Linked DNA regions of Homo sapiens: region 1 is linked to region 2. A link is a contact called in ENCODE Hi-C or POLR2A ChIA-PET data. All regions are on one chromosome and are shown on one strand. Each heading gives the region's core, a stretch centred on a gene start or an enhancer-like site at or near the end of the contact. The rest is flanking DNA. Distances are from core to core; before and after follow the strand shown.

Region 1 (6,889 bases), core at 3,517-6,016, 99 kb before region 2:
GGAGCTAAGAAACAGCCTGGCTTCCCAGGGGTGGGGTGGGTACCTGAGGTTCAGTTGGCTACTTCTCTAGGACAAGGTATCAAGAAGCCAGATGTTAAAGATGAGGTTGGAGATATAAGCAGCAGCCACTCCTCGATTGGGAACTGTACTCTGTCTGCTTGAGGGTCAAATTCAGATCAAGAGACCAAGGGAAAAGCCTGGGTCTTCCTGGCATTCAATGGGCAGCCCACAGTATCCATCCATCCATCATGTTGATGCACATAATGTACCATTTTCCTGCTGCTGGTCACTTTTAAGGCTGTTCCCAGTAGCCACTGCTATAAATAATGCTGAAGTGAGCATCTCATTTTTTTTTTTTTTTTTTTTTTTTTGTGAGACAGTCTCACTCTGTTGGCCGGGCTGGAGTGCAGTGGCACAATCTCGGCTCACTACAACCTCTGCCTCCTGGGTTCAAGCGATTCTCCTGCCTCAGCCTCCTGAGTAGCTGGGACTACAGGCACCCACCACCACGCCTTGCTAACTTTTGTATTTTTAGTAGAGACAGGGCTTAACCATGTTGGCCAGGCTGATCTCGAACTCCTGACCTCAAGTGATCCGTCCGCCTCTCCCTCCCAAAGTGCTGGGATTATAGGCGTGAGCCACCACACCTGGCAGCTTTCTGTTCTTAGAACTATAGAGAGTCCTCATGAAAAACTATGGCCATTGTTAAGGCTCTGGATAAATACTGCCAGCCTGCTTTCCAAGGCTGCTCTGGTTTCAACCCTCCCCAGCAACCTAAGGAAATTCCTCTCACTGCATCCCTCATCAAAACATTCATTTGATATGTGAAAATGATGTCTTCCATTTGTAGAAAATGAAGTTGTGCTCCCCCTCCTTTAGGCTAGAGTATCTACACATGTTATCTGGAATTCTGCTGCACAAGGGATGGATCTCTTCTTCCCATTTATTAATTTTTTCAACCATTTACTTAGATCAGTACGGACTCATGGATACTTATGAGGTATAAGTCAGGTATACCTTGAGTTATATCCAGTACTATGTCATTGACTTTGTTCCTGAAATATTTCCAGCTTTGGTCACTGAGAGCTCTTTCAGTTGGCTCATGCGTCCTTTTGACATCCACCCAGCAGGTTTTTTTTGTTTGCTTGTTTGAGCACTTCCTTCTGACACGACAAGATGCTCCAAGATCATGCTGTATATACATATTTTTTCTTTTTTTCTTTTTGAGACAGAGTCTTGCTGTGTCACCCAGGCTGGAGTGCAGTGGTGGATCTCGGCTCACTGCAACCTCTGCCTCTCGGGTTCAAGCAATCCTCCTGCCTCAGCCTCCTGAGTAGCTGGGATTACAGGTATGGACCACCACGCCTGGCTAATCTTTGTATTTTTAGTAGAGATGGGGTTTTACCATGTTGGCCAGGCTGGTCTTGAACTCCTGACCTCAAGTGATCCGCTCACTTCGGCTTCCCAAAGTGCTGGGATTATAGGCGTGAGCCACCGTGCCTGACCTACCATACTGTGTATTTTCTCAGTCCTCGCATCAGCCATTTCTCTGAGGAGCCCTGGTTCCTTTCATCAGAGAACGGCATCAGAAACGATGCCTGATAGGTCTATTATTTGTACAGGGTATTAGTGTTTTGTTTATTGATTTATATGAACTCTCCATATAAAAACATATTAACCCTTTATCATATATAGGAACTGATTTTCTTTTTAGTTTGTGATGTGCCTTTTCATTTGTCTATGACCAAACTGAAGCACACAAAAGTTAAAAAAAAATTTTTTTTAAATGTAGTACAATCTGGCAGAATTTTCCTAGAGTGCCTCCAAAATCAAACGAATACCCACTAAGTTCTTCTTATCATTTCATTTCTTACATTTCACTTTTTTCCCCCACTTCCTCCTATGTGATGATACATTTCACTCTTTAGCTTGCCTAGAATTTACTTTTATTTTTTCATGCAAATAATTAACCCCCTCTGCCAGTATCATTTCTAGAAAAATCCTTTTTTTCTCAACTAAATTGTAATACTGGCCTGTTATCTTAAATATCTTTTTGTATAACATTTCTATTTCTGAGCTTTATTCTATCATATTGATCAATATTTGAGTGAGTACTAGATGTTTTAATATTCTTTCATTTAAAATGTTTATATATTCTCATGATATTGAAATTTTCATTCCCAAATTTTATTTTAAACTAAACTCATGTTAACTTTAACATTCTTATCTTTGGTTGGCAGGAGGAGAAGGCTGTTCTCTTGTTCCTTGTGTCCCCTTCTAGACACTCTACACAGAGGAGCAGACGTGTATACTTACATAGTTATTTTCACTCAAATGTTAGCAACTTTACCTATCAATTCCTACTTTTTTTTTTCTTATCAGTACATCCTGGAGATGGATGTGCTTCAAATAAGAAGTTTTGAAACTTTTTTTTTTTTGAGATGGAGTCTCACTCTGTCGCCCAGGCTGGAGTACAGTGGCACGATCTCGGCTCACTACAGCTTCCGCCTCCCGGGTTCAAGCGATTCTCCTGCCTCAGCCTCCCAAGTAGCTGGGATTACAGATGTGTGCCACTGCGCCTGGCTAATTTTTGTATTTTTAGTAGAGATGGGGTTTCACCATGTTGGCCAGGCTAGTCTTGAACTCCTGACCTCAGGTGATCTGTCCGCCTTGGCCTCCCAAAGTGCTGGGGTTACGGGCATGAGCCATGGCGCCCGGCTAAACATTTTTTCTTTTTAAAATGTATGGGGTGGGGGTGTTCCTTTTCTCAAATGAGATCCTGTAGGAAGCCCCAAAAGTAGAGTGGGTAAAAGTGGAGCTTATCTGACTGAAGTTGGAGCCGGGGAGCTCTACAAAAAGCCCTTGGGGCATCAGGAGTTCATAAAAATATTAATGCTTGAGTCCCACTCTCAGAAATTGGAGTTCCACCTGTAGAGATTCTGATTTAGCATCTCCGGTGGCCTGGTCTTCAGCATTTCCTGAAGCTCTCTGGGATTGCATGTCCAGCCAGGTATGGGAACCACAACTAGAATATTAAAGAGCTCTGCTGAGACCTGGTGCAGTCAACTACACGGAAACATGGAAAGGACGGGTACCTCGAACTGTTAACACGTCTCACCCAAGAACACTTTGCCATGTTTCTCCATTGATTGAAGTATTTATTAAAAAAATTCTTCACTGAAGTCTTATTATTTTCTTCACTTTACCACCACATTTCTAAGTATTTTATATTTTTGATTTTTATTATGAATGGGATCTTTGTTTTATCCCATTATATTTTCTCTAATGGTTATTTTTAAATTTTTTTATTTCCACAGGTTACTAATGATATATATCAAAAGGACTAATTTTTTATTTTAACTTTTTAACTAGGCAGTTTTCTTAATTCTCTTACTGGGAATAATTTTTTTTTTAACTTTAGGTGTAACAAACCAACAATCATATTCTCTGAAAACAGTGACACTTTTGTGTCCTATTCTTCCAAGTCCTCTTTTCGACTTATGAATCCAAATTAGCTAGGAGGAAGAGTGGTCACAGAGGGGCTGAAAATGAAACAAAACCTGACACAGGAGAATATCAGAAAACAGTGGCTCTAGGCCAGGCACAGTGGCTCACACCTGTAATCCCAGCACTTTGGGAGGCTGAGGCAGGGGATCCACTGAGGTCAGGAGTTTGAGACCAGCCTGGCCGACATAGTGAAACCCCATCTCTACTAAAGATGCAAAAATCAGCTGGGCATAGTGGTGGGCGCCTGTAATCCCAGTTACTTGGGAGGCTGAGGCAGGAGAATCGCTTGAACCCGGGAGACAGAGGTTGCAGTGAGCCAACATGGCTCCACTGCACTCCAGCCTCGGCTAGAGTGAGACTCTGTCAAAGAAGAAAAGAAAGAAGAGAAAGAGAAAGAGAAAAAGAGAGAGAAAGAGAGAGAGAGAGAAAGACAAGGAGGGAGGGAGGGAGAGACAGAGAGAGAGAAAGAAAAAGAGAGAAAAAGAAAGAAAAGAAAGAAAGAAAAGAAAAGAAAACAAAACAAAAGAAAAGAAAAGAAAAAAGAAAGAAAGAAAACAGTGGTTCTCGGCCCCGGTTCTAAGAGAAAACAGCTGGATGACTCTGAGTGTGGAATTTGAAGTTTGTCACTTCCCAGCTTCGTGACCTTGGGCAAGCCTTTTAGTCTATAAAAGGGAAAGAACAAGCCATTTCCTCCCAGGTTGGTGTCAGGATTAGAGGAGCCGCCAGAAGCGCCTGGCACGGGGCACTCACATGTAGCGTGGGCCCCCTTCCTGATCAGTTTCCTGATACAGCTTCACAGGTTTGTCAGGGAGAGACACACAGTGGAAGTTAAATATGTGTGCATAAGAACTACAAAGTGATTTCAGGGCCAAGGGGGAAAGGTTTTCTCCTAAAGCATTTTAGACATTTCTCCCACAGTCTGATTTACCCTAGAGGAAGTGGGATAGTTATGAAGTATTTTCCAAGCAAAGCGAGTAGAAATCCTGAAAGAACACTCGCCCCCCAGCTGGGCTCTGCGGGATTCCCCTGGGCTCTGCTTGACCCTTGTTGTCCCACAGCAGGAGGTGGCATTTCTGCCACACCTTGTGAAGGAGGCTTTAGGGAAAGCAGTTCATAAACGAAGTCATAAATGTATCCACGACACTTGGCAAATCTTTTTTTCCTGGCCACGGGTGTGCTTCCGTAATAACAACTGCAGGGAAAGGAATCTGAAGGGAAGCCACTCAGGCCACCACCAGAGGGCGCATGTGCATTGCAGATGGCGCCCTCCTCTAGGAGGAGTGAGGACAATGGGTGGGATGGAAGGAAGCCTCTCCTGCAGGGCCACCCACACCATGGAGAAATCAGTGCCAGCTTGAATAATAGTCATGGCACTGTGCTGACCACTTCCTCGATAGCACCGCACTTAACAGCCACGACCCATGGGGCAGGTGCTGTTACCATCTCCCTTCTGCAGGTACGAAACAGGCTCCCAGAGGTGGGAAGGTTTGTCCAAAGTCACCAGGCCAGGCCTCAAATCCAGGGCTCACCACAAAGGGCTAGGATGGAAGACCACACGGAAGTGGCTGCTGTCCACTGCGACACCAAGTGCATCAGCAGGCACTCAATAAATATGTGAGCAACAGACAAGCGGAACCACAAATGTCCCAGAATTAGGGTGCAGTTTGATTTGGAAAGGAACAAAGAGAAAGATGCTACATTCATTGAATATCAAAGAAAACAAAGTTCCCATATAATGAGGGAGGTTTTCGTTGGGATGCAGGCCTGCAAAGGTCTGGGCTGAAAAAGACAATTCTAAAGCCAGGAGAGACGCTGGTGTCAAGGGTCAATAGAGCCAGCTCTGTGTAGCTTCAGGAGTGACAACGGTTCCCTTTTTGAATGAGCACATCGGATTTCTTACAACTCATGTTCTTCCGATTGAATCCGCGTCGGTGATGACATCAAGGCAGTTGTTGCTTCTGAGAATCCACAGGTAGATGCGCAGGAGCCTGAGTTATCTTCCTAAAAAGCCACCCACCTGGGCTGGGCTCCTTTGTCGCTCCCTTGATTCCCAGCAGTGAGGGGAGAACGTTTTGGGCTGACTTCCTCAGAGAGTCTCTAGATTTATAAAACGCCAATGACAACTACAGGAACCAGTCCCCACTGAGGGACCATCTGCCAAGATGTCAAGAGTTACTACACACCCTGTTTCACTCTTGCTCAGTTCACAGAGGGAGACCCTGTCCCCAAGTCCTGGTGAGGTCTGAGGGAAGAAGGTTCCACTAGGGGACTGGCATATCCCCACTGACGTCAGCCTGCATGCACGTTCCAGACAAAGGCAGAAAGGCCCGGAGCTTGCTAACCACATCGGTTCTGTTTGCTCTGATAGAAGCTGTGGAATGAAGGCTTTGTCTTTGCTTTAGCTGAACCCCTCTGCTGACTTGTCTACCCTTGTTAGACCTGGGCAGGCTGAATTGCTTCCTGAACCCCTGGGTCTGGAGTGTCACCAGTTAATAATTAATTGGGTACTAGTTACAAGCAGGGGACACAGGCAGCATGAGTCATTGTCCCTACTTGGATGAGTCAAGGCCAAGCCAGGCTGTGGGTCAATAGTACCTTGGCAATTTGGAACATAACCTGCCCAAGGTTTTCTGCCAAAATCCTGACTACTCCCTGGATACCAGGGGTGGGGTGGGGGGATGGTGACTGCCTAAGGCTGTCAAAGAAGTTATGAGCTGGCATCTTTCCTTTCTGCTTCCACAAAAAGTTTGAGATCAAGAACAATAGTAATGTCCACAGATGTGACAAGCTATCAAGTTGTCCATTTTACAGATCAGAGTCTAACTATAGGTGGACAATTTCCCACACAGTTGCTTCTTGGATAGAGCATCTTCTGACTGTTTTTAGCCTGAGGACTCATCCTTAAAGTAGAACGTTGGTCACGGCATGTCCTGGTTCAAAAGAAAAGCTGCTGCACATCAATCTTCACAGCAGCGTTGTCACAACAGGACAAAGGTGGAAGCTACCCAAGTGTCTATCAGAAGATGAATGGATAAGCAACAAACTATGGTGGATGGATGCACAGTGGGATATTACTTAGCCTCAAAAAGTGAGGAAATTCTGGCCAGGCGCTGTGGCTCACGCCTGTAATCCCAGCACTTTGGGAGGCCGAGGCGGGCAGATCACGAGGTCAGGAGATTGAGACCATCCTGGCTAACACGGTGAAACCCCGTCTCTACTAAAAATACAAAAAATTAGCCAGGCGCGGTGGCGGGCGCCTATAGTCCCAGCTACTCGGGAGGCTGAGGCAGGAGAATGGCGTGAACCCGGGAGGCGGAGCTTGCAGTGAGCCGAGATCGTGCCTCTGCACTCCAGCCTGGGCGACACACACACACAAAAAAGT
Region 2 (6,842 bases), core at 3,907-6,406:
GCCGGGCAGAGGGGCTCCTCACTTCCCAGTAGGGGCGGCCGGGCAGAGGCGCCCCTCACCTCCTGGACTGGGCGGCTGGCCGGGCGGGGGGCTGACCCCCCCACCTCCCTCCCGGACGGGGCGGCTGCCCGGGCGGGGGCCTGACCCCCCCACCTCCCTCCCGGACGGGGTGGCTGCCGGGCGGAGACGCTCCTCACTTCCCAGACGGGGTGGCAGCCGGGCGGAGGGGCTCCTCACTTCTCAGACGGGGCGGTTGCCAGGCGGAGGGTCTCCTCACTTCTCAGATGGGGCGGCCGGGCAGAGACGCTCCTCACCTCCCAGACGGGGTCGTGGCCGGGCCGAGGCGCTCCTCACATCCCAGACGGGGCGGCGGGGCAGAGGCGCTCCCCACATCTCAGACGATGGGGGGCCGGGCAGAGACGCTCCTCACTTCCTAGATGGGATGGCGGCCCGGAAGAGGCGCTCCTCACTTTCCAGACTGGGCAGCCAGGCAGAGGGGCTCCTCACATCCCAGACGATGGGCGGCCAGGCAGAGACGCTCCTCACTTCCCAGACGGGGTGGCGGCCGGGCAGAGGCTGCAATCTTCGCACTTTGGGGGGCCAAGGCAGGCGGCTGGGAGGTGGAGGCCGTAGCGAGCCGAGATCACGCCACTGCACTCCAGCCTGGGCACCATTGAGCACTGAGTTAACGAGACTCTGTCTGCAATCCCGGCACTTCGGGAGGCCGAGGCTGGCAGATCACTCGCGGCTAGGAGCTGGAGACCAGTCCGGCCAACACAGTGAAACCCCGTCCCCACCAAAGAAACAGGAAAACCAGTCAGGCGTGGCGGCGCGCGCCTGCAATCGCAGGCACTGGGCAGGCTGACGCAGGAGAATCAGGCAGGGAGGCTGCAGCGAGCCAAGATGGCAGCAGTACAGTCCAGCTTTGGCCCGGCATGAGAGGGAGACCATGGAAAGGAGAGGGAGAGGGAGATGGGAGAGGGAGAGGGAGAGGGAGATGGGAGAGGGAGACGGGAGACGAGCTGAAAGATTTCTATTGCCTAGTGATGTTGTCGTCATCCTAACATCACAGCAGTTACTTTAAAAAAAAAAATTTAGTGTAGCCTATGTGCACAGTGTTTATAAAATCTACAGGAGTGTACAGTAATGCTCTAGGCCTTCACATTCACTCGCCACTCACTCACTGACTCACCCAGAGCAACTCCAATCCTGCAAGCTCCATTCATGGTGCTATATATAGGTGTACCATTTTTATCTTTTATACAATATTTTTACTGTACCTTTTCTATGTTTAGCTAGATAGGTAAATCCTTACCATAGTGTTACAGTTATAATATTCAGTACAGTAACATGCTGTGCAGGTTTGCAGCTTAGGAGCAATAGGCCATACCATATATAGTCTAGGTGTGTAGTGGACTCTACAATCTGGGTTTGTGTAAATACACTCTAGGATGTTTGCACAATGAAGAAATCGCCTAAGGACACATTTTTCAGGACGTATCCCAGTTGTTAAGGCATGACTACATATATTTATGGTATACAACATAATGTTTTGAAATATCTATACATTGTGTTATGGTGAAATCAAATGAATTAATATGCACATCTCACATCCTTACCATTTTTTTTGTGATAAGAACACTTATAATCTACTCTCAGTAATTTTCAATTATAGAATACATTGTTATTCTCTACAGCCACCATGAAGTACAAGAGATCTCCTGAACTTATCCCTCCTATCTAACTGAAATTTTGTATCCTTTGACTGACATCTCCCCAATCCACTCCACCCTAGCCCCCACCCCAACTCTTTTAACCACCATTCTACTCTCTGCTTCTATAAGTTTAATTTTTTTAGATTCCACATATAAGCGAGATCAGTTCTTAAATAAAATTGCAAAATTGCTAGAAACTCAGTTTATAAAGGTGTCGGGCCTTCTCTGATGGCTTTCTCTACTTCTTTTATGAAGGGAAACTTTTATAGAGGAACCCACCTCTATACCATGGAGAGAGGCAGGCAGTGAGGCATTGCCACCACATCATTCCATCAGGGAGCCAGCCATCCATCCACTGGGCTGCTCTGCCCCCAGCACACTGGGTCAGGGAGGCAGGAGTCGCCTCATGTCTCCCATGAGTAAATCCCGCATGCTCCCCCTTCCCCACTTCAGGTCTCAGCATGTGTCTGGTCTCAATGAGCATCCCTCCAAGAAGCCTGTTCCCCTCCCACGTTACTAAGAGTTAACTGCTGGGGAACTCAGAAGGGCGCCCTGCCTCTCCTGTTGTCTGGGACCTTACCAGGTCCCTGCAGAGTGAGCACCCATGACACCTGATCACTACCAGAATACATGAATGAACAAAAGAGGATGTGGATCCAAGAGGGATGGGCTGGAAATTGGAGCTCTGTCTGGGGCATTAGGAAGGATTTCGCAGTTGCAAAGAGAAAGATTTTGGTAGCTTCCAGGTTTGTGAGTATTTGTGTCTAGTAGTTGGTAGATTAGGTGAGGACACATTCAATCACCATTGGAATCAACTAATTATTCCTGGCACACTCAGGGACATATGGATTTCTGATAAAGAAACTGATCCCTCCAAACTAAAGGTTAGGCAAATGAAGATGTGGAGGCCCAATGAAGAACCACCTGCTGCCTCTCCAACCACCTCCCATGGCAGAGCTCCATGATCAATTCCTTCGCTCTTCCGGGTCCAGCCCAGGCCTGGCCTGGGACTCCTCCTAGGTTGTAGAGTCACATCCATGGAAAGCCATATGGGGGGCTTTTTCCCATGAGTGTAAGATCTGAGATGAATGTTCACAAGTTCTAGGGGGATTTGATTCAGAAGACTTAGGTTCTGATACAAGGGAAATGCAGAGGTAACAAGCCTGGGAAGGAAGGGGGCAGGAGGAGGAACCAGGATGGGGAAGTCTTCTGTGCTGCCCCCACCTTAAAAGGAAACACACTCATCTTGGAGAGGGTCACAAGGAAGAGATGGAGTAGGATGCCAGAATTACTTTGGGGTAAAAATCACTAACTCAAATATCCTGCCTCAGGTTGAAACTGGAATTCAATCATTCACTCATTCATCCATTCATTCAAGGATTTCTTCCTCCAACATGTACTTATGGTGCCTGGACCTGGATCTGAAGCTAAAGCTGTTCCCACGGAAGCCCTCAGGGCCTGGGGGATGTGCCAAATGAGAGGACATTCACTGCAAGCAGCATACTACCAAATTCAGTACTGCAGACACCCACATCCTCTTCACCACATGGAACTGGAATTCTGCAGGTCCCTCTCAGATGGACTAGGTCTTCTTTTGGCCTCACAATAGAAGTAGCCATAGTTCTTCTGTGATGAAAAGAACGCAAAATATGGAGTTCAAAGACCACACAAAATAAACCCAGAACCGGCAAGTCCTGGGACTGGTGGGGACCTGCAGGGCTCTGAGGATGCAAATGGGGATAAGAGGCTCCTGAACTCTCAAGATGCTCACATTATGTCCACAGCCTAATTTTACTGTCATCTCTCCCACAGAATGGTGTCAGGGTCCCCCAGGCCCTCCCAGAGGGAGGTGGCAGCCATAAAGAGAGGGCACCAGGATGGGTGTGGCCGCTCTGCCGCTGGCCACCTGCTGACCACGGGACCTGACGGCCTGGGTTTCTGAATTCCTCTTGGAAACATAGCCCTAGGAACATTTTCTTGATCAAGACTGCCCCTCACTGAAGGCCAAACAATACTCGCAGTGTCCACAGGCAGGGCCATCTGAAGGCCGTGGTCCCTGGAGCTTTTCTAGACACAGGACTCTCCTAGGACAGGGGACCCAGCACCTCTGGGCAGCACTCCATCAAAACACAGAAGATACACCCAGAGCCCAGCCCTGGGTGCTTCCCATGGCCTCCCTCTGCCTCTGCCTTCAGGGGACCGCACTCCCCGGGGGACCTCCCAAGGCTGGCATGAAGTGGCTGTTCTCTCCTCATCTAGCTGCATCTCTCCTTTGTCCTCCTGTGTGGCATTCCCTCTGCTCTCTGGCCATACCTCATCCCGCCTTCATTCCTCCCCTCTCCAGGCTCCAGGCTTCTGCACACTCTCCCTCTCGGGAACTCTGCTCTCTGGGCCTCTTCTCCATCTAACTTCTGCTGGTTGGCACTTCCACCTTGGCATTCCTCATCAGTTCTTCTGGGACCCTTCCCTGCCATCCCACTCACCCCAAGATGTGGTGAGCATGCCTGCTGCCAATGTCCACGGAATCCTGTGCCCCCATCATGACGCACTGCTCTGTGCCCGGCTTGCCTCCCCCACTGGGCTGGGGGTTCTTCAGTGCAGACTAGCACCCAGCAGCTTCCAGCTGAGACCATCAGAAGACAGCAGTGAAGAGTCCAGCCCTGAGCTGCCCCTCGCTGCGCATCCCCACTCCAGTGACCAAGCCCCACCCAGGAAACCGACAGAGAAGGGATGCCCTGCACAGCCTTCCACCTGGTCCGGAGATCTGGCCACCACTCATCCTCATGGAGAACATGCAGCCCAACCAGGCTACTGGAGCCAAGGACAGAAGACAGAATGCTTCCCACTCGGATGCTCTGTGTTTCTTGATCCAGAAGGTCTCTAACCGCATTCACGAAAACAACATTTAGTTCTAGTCATGGTCCAAGGAGTACCATTTTTGTTACTTCTTAGATGTTAATCTCATTTTTAAAAAAAATGTAAGGGGAGCTGGGTTATATAATAGGCTATTTCATAACCCAGGTGTGTTGAGTAAGACACAGGCCTTCGCCGGGTAAATTTCTGCGACTTGAGTTACAGGTTGGCTCACTTTGTAACAATACTGCACACTTCTCTGACTGCTGTACTTTTCAATATGTATGTAATTGTTAATTTTTTTTTTTTAAAGAAAGAGAAAGAAGAAATACATGCACACAAAAATAGACAGTGTCACTGTCCTGGAAATTGGACACAAAGAAAGGTGTCTTCCCCAGAGAAGCAGGCAGACAGAACTCCCTGCCCCATCTGGGCATGCTAGTGTTCCCTCTGCTGTTGCTCAGAAACGCATCTGGTGGAGTTTTTCTCCTCAATTCACGTGATACAAGGAGTTTGCTGCATCTGTTCTTCTGCTTTCTTCCCTTTTAAAAATAATTTGTGGTTTGTGTGTTTTTACACAATACAGATTAGCTGGCTGTGGATGCGTCACTGCTCACACGCCATCACTTACGGTGTTTAAAAATAAAAATTGCATCTGCAATGCAAAGCTCATGTGCTCCTCTTTTAGAAAAGGGTGAAGGGCTTGGGTGCCCAGTGCCTTCTTTTAAATTCGACTCAGGCCTCTGTGTGCCTGTGCAGAGCACACAGATGAGACATTTTAACCTATGGGGTTTCGACAACGCGGAAAGAGTCTCGTAAAGACTCTTGTAAAGGCTTAGACTCTTCTAAAGAAGAGCCCCTAATCTTTACCTCCTGAAACTGCCCCTTCAAACTTAAGGGCATGTAGCAGGGGTCTCACAACAGTTTAGGATCCCAGACTCCCACACCAGAAAAGACTGCAGTTCCTGGTCCATGATAGCTCCCTGAGACTAACAGAAATGAGCAATTTCCTAAAATGAAACATGTCCGATCAGACAGCAAGTGCTGCCCGCTGGAATGGTCAGGGCATAAGTCTGCGTTTGTTTTTAGTCCAAAGTGCTGAAGATTTGCACCTCCTGGGATGGCTCAAACTATAACACACCAGGCAGCTGAACACGTCACTGAATCATTCCCAGTCTGAGCCTTCTTCTCTCTTCTTCTGTGTGGGGTGAAATCTCACTGCGGAAAACCAGTTCTAGTTAGCTCCAGCCAGTCCCACCTTTGGTTTCAGCTGTCACAGGGGCCAGATGCGGCAGCCAGGATGATAGCTGCTTCCAAGCTGCCAGGATGACAGCAGCATCACTGGTGGTTCCAGAGTCTACCACAGCATCTCTGCCCCTCTCCTGCACTCTCTTGTTCTATCTGAGCCTCGTCCTCTCCCCTCCCTCTTCCCACCTCTCCAGTGTGCATACACTCTCCTCCATGCTTATCTGTCCAGCTGCTCTGCAAAGGCTTCAGCCTAATTTTCAGTTCTCAACAGAAGCCACTCTGACCTAGGAATGACCAGGCTAACCTATCTACTTGTCCTATTTACTCCCTCTTGTCATTTTAAGCACATGCTCAATTTCAGGACCAGGACCCAAGTCATCCAAGATAACAATGCTTGGCACAAACCAGGACTTCTCAGGAGAATGCTTCCCTGACAGAAATGGGGCACACTTCATGACCTGATACCAGTGTGGTCACTTCTAAGCACCATTTGATTTTATGCCACCTGGCCCAAATGAGCAAATAAAAGTTCCTAAGAGTGGACATAGAAATCATTGTAAGTCTAGAGACCTCTTAAGCCTTTTCTGGGGAAGAGGTCAGTGACCGATAGTGACTTAAGGGAAGGTGGCCTGCAAGAGACCAAAATGAGGAAGGCCGGGCATTCCGGGGGTGCTGGCTGCAAGTCATGCCTGAGCCTGTCCTGAGACACATCCCAGGAAGGATAACGACCCTTACCCCAGGGTGGGCTTCTCCTTTCTAACAGTAACCTGGGATAACCAAGCTACATGCTTTATCCCCAACCTCCCCCACTTTGAAAGAGTCATTTGTTTTATAGCTGTACCTGGATTAGTATTATTTTTGTGTGCCAGGCTTCCACTAGGTATCAGAGACTCAGAGGCCTAAAATAAACCCATTGGAACAAAGGAAGCTGCCAGATGTTTCCCCCTCTGCAAGTCTGCCAAGGTGGCCCCAAGTGCTGGTTATCACTCCCACAGATTCACCTGCATGGTGGCCCATGTCTAAAAA

Evidence for each region. A loop is a pair of places that touch in the nucleus more often than their neighbours do. ChIA-PET counts read pairs that join two places held with the same protein, here RNA polymerase II (POLR2A). Pooled maps may share reads with other maps.
Region 1: a loop to region 2 is called in a map of CD14-positive monocyte, with 4 times the contacts of the local background. The contact joins two enhancer-like sites. A Hi-C loop is called at or near these places in 21 of 168 maps with a recorded cell type or tissue (CD14-positive monocyte, CD4-positive, alpha-beta T cell, Calu3 and 13 more), 14 of 37 single-sample maps with no recorded cell type and 19 of 50 pooled maps. POLR2A ChIA-PET finds 5 or more read pairs at or near these places in 9 of 52 experiments (A549, AG04450, CD4-positive, alpha-beta T cell and 6 more).

Annotation. Positions count from the first base shown.
Region 1 is chr7:36,289,513-36,296,401 of GRCh38, reverse strand. All of the region lies in intron 6 of EEPD1 (endonuclease/exonuclease/phosphatase family domain containing 1), which reads right to left. Among named protein-coding and RNA genes, the nearest start is that of MATCAP2, 74 kb to the left of the region's middle. RefSeq lists a silencer at 4,068-4,362. Within about 2 kb of position 4,766, at least 28 of the 41 ENCODE cell types and tissues checked have a DNase peak (open chromatin) inside an H3K27ac peak, as active enhancers do; they include gastrocnemius medialis, where a contact is called at or near this core.
Region 2 is chr7:36,190,550-36,197,391 of GRCh38, reverse strand. All of the region lies in intron 2 of EEPD1 (endonuclease/exonuclease/phosphatase family domain containing 1), which reads right to left. Among named protein-coding and RNA genes, the nearest start is that of EEPD1, 41 kb to the right of the region's middle. Within about 2 kb of position 5,156, at least 7 of the 41 ENCODE cell types and tissues checked have a DNase peak (open chromatin) inside an H3K27ac peak, as active enhancers do; they include gastrocnemius medialis, where a contact is called at or near this core.